Regions from separate parts of the Homo sapiens genome. Here region 2 is linked to region 1. A link is an interaction called in ENCODE POLR2A ChIA-PET data of the cell type or tissue named here. Cell type or tissue: Caco-2. All regions are shown on one strand. Links, peaks and the distances in the headings refer to the core of each region. The heading gives the core; the rest is flanking DNA.

What was found. Peaks named below come from ENCODE experiments on the same cell type or tissue, not always from the same donor. Only the 100,000 strongest peaks of a DNase experiment are listed, where the experiment ranks them.
Region 2: POLR2A ChIA-PET joins it to region 1 with 12 read pairs; 6 of 35 experiments call an interaction of 5 or more read pairs at or near these places.

Annotation. Positions count from the first base shown.
Region 1 is chr6:41,423,004-41,425,910 of GRCh38, forward strand. No RefSeq gene overlaps it. Among named protein-coding and RNA genes, the nearest start is that of LINC01276, 78 kb to the right of the region's middle. RefSeq lists an enhancer at 1,352-1,571. In Caco-2, for the core only: a CTCF peak has its summit at 1,702 (motif pointing right); a DNase peak (open chromatin) is centred at 1,658.
Region 2 is chr6:41,577,316-41,580,222 of GRCh38, forward strand. It overlaps FOXP4 (forkhead box P4), which reads left to right. Exons shown (of 17, transcript NM_001012426.2): 3 at 671-766. Among named protein-coding and RNA genes, the nearest start is that of MIR4641, 20 kb to the right of the region's middle. RefSeq lists enhancers at 1,062-1,685, 1,686-2,308. In Caco-2, for the core only: no CTCF peak of the experiment used is centred there; DNase peaks (open chromatin) are centred at 1,476 and 1,915.

The sequences.
Region 1 (2,907 bases), core at 260-2,759:
GCTGTGCCCCTGCAACTAAAAAACTGATCTAACCCAATCTCTTTCACCATACAGGTAATGATCTTGTAACCCAGACAGAAGGGTCTTTCCTAACAATAACATTTACTGAGCAGTTACTATGTGCCAGGCATTTTCCTACATACTTTATGTGATTCATTCATTTAATGCATCCAAAAATCCTTTGAGTAGGTACTATGATTCCCCATTTTACTGATAAGAAAACTGAGGCTCCAAGAGGTGCAGTCAAGGTCACAGATATATTAAGTGGGAAGCTGGCACATGAGCCCAGGTAGCCTGGCTCCAGAGCCTGTGTTCCCAACCACTGCTCTACAACAACTGCAGGGTCACACTTGAAGTTAAGCACTTGAACCTAAGCACCAGAACCCAGTTCCAGGATTTCCTCCACCTACTGAGCACCCTGCTGATATATCAAGGGGATAGGACAATAAGATTTACTCCTGGCTCCTAGACAACATCAGCGTATTTTCATAGTGGTCCCAAGCTCCCCAGGGTGATCAGAAGACCAGGCCTCCCATCAGCCAGCCAGTGGAGGCTATTTGGAAGCCCCTCAGCTCAACTGAGGCAAGTAGTCTCTTCCCCTGCCCACCCCATCATTGCACCCTCTTCTGCTGCTACATTCTTTGTGGTCATGCCCGACTTCCCCGCTTGCCTTAAATAGAGAGCCAGAGGCCCCTCCAGGCTGCCAGGATCCAAGGAAGGCAGGATGAATCTCCCGCACAGTGGGAAGCAACCTCAGATTGGGAAGAGTTCCTCCCAAAGTCAACTCAATAAAACAAAGAAGTCTTATGGATAGGTGATTGAGTACATATTGAGTGCCTTCTGTATGCACTACATTGGTCTTTCCCTAATATTCTTTCTGATCTTGAGCAAATCACTTGGTCCTTTGGTAGCTCATTGTTGTCATCTCTGAAATGGCTAATACTAGCAGTGAGGAGTAAATTATAAGATGCAGGTGAAAAAAAGAAACTTTATAAGGCACTCTTACTTGCAATTGTAACACCACATACACACACACACACACACACACACACACACACACGCATCCCTCTGATTGAGTTGGTCATTTTGGATCTCTAAGTAGGACTGGATTTAGTTGTGTGCCCACCCTCACCCCTGCACCCATACCCCAGTAAGAAGAGAAAAATCCAGGTGAATTGTCTATCTTTAACCTCTGCCTCTGAAATAGGTTAGATCTGAAGTTATACCAGCCTCTCCGGATGCTGTCTTTGACATTTGGGAATCTTCGTCCTGGGAGAAAATACTGCATAGTCAGAGGCCCTCAGGGGATGCTGCCAGATGTAGAGGGAATTTGTCATCTATACTGTTTGCTCATTGACTTGTATAAATGCCTATGGTACTTGGGGTAAAGAAACCAGCACAGGAGTGTGTAGATTCCTGAGTTACAGTCCTGCCTCTAACCTCCCTTTCCCTGAACCTCAGCTTCTCATCTGTAAAACGGGGTGTGAGGAGGCAGTCCCAGGTCCCTCCCAGTCTAGCATTTCTTTGCAGGTTTGCTCTGCCCCTTTCCTAAGTCTTCAGACTCTCTCTCTTCTGGCCTCTTCCTGCTTCCTTTCTGTGCTGTTTAGCTGACCATCTCTAGGCTCAGTAGGTGCAGAGACCTGTTATTCCAGGAAATGCCACGAGGGGGAGCCTTCATTTGGATGCCTGGGGTCAGAAAGGAAGCCAATTTCAAGTATAAGGCTGGGGAAAAATAAAATTCAGTCAGTCCCAAGGGACCCCATCAACAGCCAGGCGAAAATAGGAGGGAGAGGGCTCTAAGCTACAAAGACCATACTCTAAGTTCTCAAAGGACTGTGATCTTGATGTATATGTTCATTCTTGTTTCTCAGTCATACACTTTAAGTATGTATGGTGGGATTATCTCATTTGACACTCAGTCTAATTCGTGAGTCCTGTAGGGCAGGTGAAATTATCTATGACCTTTACAGGTGAGACAGCCTAGTCTCTGAGAGATCCTAGGCTCACCTAGGGACACACAGCCAACATGGGGCAGAGCTGTTGATGGCCCAGGTCTTACTCTACATGTCCCCGCCCCCCGCCCCCCATGGATTTGCCCCAGGCTGAGCACACCAGGGATCTTGAGGGACACTTCTTGAATGAGTGAAGAATGAATGAATGTATGAATGAATGAACGAATGAATATGTGGGCCCTCTGGGCCTCCCTGGAGTAAGCCTTCTCTGCCATGCATTGCTCCACTCCAACACAGAGCTAACTGACAGCTTTGTGCCATTGTCTACCTCTCCCTCTCACCTTCTCACAATGTTCATCCCTTACCATGAGACTCAAAGCTGAGGGGGACTTTCAATGGGTCCAATTCACTTGCACAGGTGAGGAAAGTAAGGCTCAGGAAGGGAAAGTGACTAGCTCATTCCTACAACAAATACTTACTGAGTGCCTATTTGTGTGAAGCCCTGTTCTAAGGGCTGAGACTTTTTGTAAGCCTCTGTCTTCACAGCACCTCCAATCTAACAGAAGGAGATACACAAATCATCAGGTAAATATGCAGCAGGTTAGATGATGACAAGCGCAACTAAGAAAAACAGAGCAGGGCAAGGGAGGTGGAGAGCCTGGTGTGTGCATTGGGGTGGGACATTGGTCAGAGAAAGCCTCAGCAGAGAGGAGACCATTGTAGGAATCTGGAGGGAACAGCAAGTGCAAAGGTCCTGAGGCAGGAGTGTGCTGTCCTGCCCAGGGAACATCTAGGAGGCAGGTATGGCTGGAGTAGAGTGATGAGGAGGAGGTGAAGGGTGACAAGAAGGGGCAGAGGGGTGATCAGATCACTAGGGTTTTGTAAGGAACATTTTCTCTGAGTGAGATATACTGCTATTGGAGGTTTTGAGCAGAATAGGGACATGATCTGACTT
Region 2 (2,907 bases), core at 100-2,599, 150 kb after region 1:
CACACGGTACTCAGACCTTGTGCCACTGACCCCAGGGCTCTTCCCTCATCCTCCCAACTGTGTGCTCTGGCTCCACAGTGAATGCTACTTTTTAGCCCCCAGACTGACCACCCAGTAAGGCAGTTGGCCTTGGAGCCAGGCTTCCTGGGCTCAAATCTTGGCTCTGATGCCGCCTAGCTGTATGATCCTGGGTAAGTTACTTAACCTCCTGGAGACTCCGTTTCCTCATCTGCAAAATGGGGCAATAATCCCTACCTTACAGCCTTACAGAGGAAGATTAAATAAGCTCTTGCCTGTACAGTGCCTGACCCATAGTAGATGCTCAACAAATAGTACTGATTTACTAATGCCCTGAGTCAACCCCCTTTATTTTCCTCTAAGAGTCCCTTTTTGACCATGGGCCCTTCCATTTGCTGTCCCCATTGAGTCCTAACAAAACTTCACTGGGTCCCAGGCTGAGTCTGTAGAGGCTCTGATCCCTGAACCCCAACAGCTCTTCTCAGTGACTTCTACTACCCTTACCCCAAGCCCTTATGGACCCATGACCCTCTCACCCCCAAGACCTTCCACCTTACCCTGATCTCCTTCTCCTTACTGCCCCAAACACTCCCTAATCCCTGGATCCCACCCAGCCTCCCAGGCCATTGCTGACTCAGCCCCTGTCTTGCAGGCTCTCCAAGTGGCCCGGCAGTTCCTGCTGCAGCAGGCCTCAGGCCTGAGCTCCCCAGGGAACAATGACAGCAAACAGTCTGCCTCTGCTGTGCAGGTGAGGAAGAGAGCACCCCGCTGGCTCTGGGTTGGGCTGGAGTGTGGGCCTGGCACAGAGGGAGGGCAAGGACCCGTTGGAGAACTGCTCTTGCCAGTTCCAACACCAAAAAGTGGGCAACTTTTCAAAGGAAATACAGTCACTGCAGGGGTGGGGCAAAAAGGCTTCCCACTTTCTCTCGTCTCCACCTGATCAGCCAGACCTTCCGCTAGCTTAGCCTCTTTGTCCCTGTCACTCAAAGTTTGTCTGCAGCTCTCCCTGTCTCTTTGTACCTCTCTCACTGTTTGTTCTCCCCTGCCTCTTCCCTTCAGGGTCTCTCTTGGTCACTTCTCATGTTTCTGCGTCCCTGTCGGTCACTCCCTCTGTCCCTCTGTGTTCCTGTGTCTGGGGCTCAGCCCCTCCCAGGCCATCTCTGTTGCTGCAGTCACGTCACCAAGTCCCCCCTTCTCTTATCCTCCCCCCTTATCCCTCATCCACCAGCTCTCTCGCAGTCTCTCCATGCTTCCTGTCTCTTGATGTCTCTCTGTCTCTTTTGTTTTCCTTTGCACAATCTGCCCTTTTTTCCCCTTCTCCCTTCCCTCCAGCTTGCCAGCCCATCTGGCTGGCTGGGGGAGGGGAGATCTGTGGGGGGTGGGCGGGGGGTGGGGGAGCCAGGCCTTCTGTTTACCTTTTGTGTCACAAAGAACTTGGGAGAATTGCAGTCTGAGTCCGGGTTGGGTCACTACTCGGGCAGCCACTCCCCTCCCCCTCTGCCCAGCAGCCCGGGATCCATGCTCCCCCCACCCCTCCCCCAGCAGAGGGAGGCTCAGAATTGGGGAAGGGATTAAGCCAGGCTTTGAAAGGAAGTTTATCTAAGGGAAGAAGGGTGAGTATGGTTGGTTCTGAGCTGGAGGTGCTCTGGAGTCTGGGGCTGGGTGCTGAGGGAAGTGAAGAGGAGGGTGGGGTGGGTGCAGGGTGCTCAGAGAAGGACCCAGGACCAGGCTTTGTCCTGGGTGGAGATTCCAGTGCTCTGACAAAGTCTGAGTTTTATGTAAAACAAGTTTATGTTTGGAAAAAGTTCAAGGTGCCCAACAGATGTGCAGCCTTAACAGTAACCCTCTTAAAATTCTTGACCCTAAGGAGACAACCCTCAAAGGGGAGGAGCTGGGCAAAGATCAGGGCGTGGCCTGGGGTGGAGGAGGGGAAGACACAATCTGGAAAGTCAATAAAGAGAGGAAGAGAAAGATCTCATCAGAATGAGATCTAAAAGGTTCTCATACCCATGCTGGTCAGGATTGGGCCTCTTTAAATTAATGATCCCCACATACAATCCCAGGGTTTGAAGTGGTCCTTGGGCTTCCACTCTGAATCCTGCCCGCCCTGGACCCAGCTTAGAACAGGAAGGAGTAGGCTGGACAACAGCAAACGTTCCCCCAAACCAGAAAGGGGCTGCTGACCCAGGGGTAGGAGGGTAGGAGCTTGATGGTAGTGGGAGGGACTGGGGTAAGACATCTAGAAGGACTGCTCAGCTGGGGATTAAGGGTCACAGATCTGAAATAATTGAGAGCTGAAGGGAGACTATGGAATCTTCCTTAGGAAACTCCCTCCCTCCAAAATAAGAGAGGCCTAGAGGTTTCAGAGTCAGAAAGACAGATAAAATGATGTTTTTCTCAGGCCTTCTCTCTCCTTGTCTCATTACTTCCAAAAATTCATTGATTGATTCATTCATTCATTCAACAAATACTTACTGAGTACATCCCAAACTAACAACTGACATATACAGAGTGCTTACCATGAAGTGTAGACACTAAGCGCTTTACAGCTATCTCATTTATCCTCACAGTCCTATGGGAGAGGTGCTATTCTAGCCCCATCTTGCAGATGAGGAAACTGAGGCCCAGAGAGGTTAAGAAAGTTGTCCAAAGTTATACAACAAATAAAAGACAGAGTGAGGATTTGAACCCAATAGCTCCAGAACTCACACTTTTTTTTTTTTTTTTTTGAGATGGAGTCTCTTGTTGCCCAGGCTGGAGTGCAATGCCGTGATTTCAGCTCACCACAACCTCTGCCTCCCGGGTTCAAGCAGTTTTCCTGCCTCAGTCTCCCAAGTAGCTGGGATTACAGGCATGCACCACCAAGCCCAGCTAATTTTGTATTTTTAG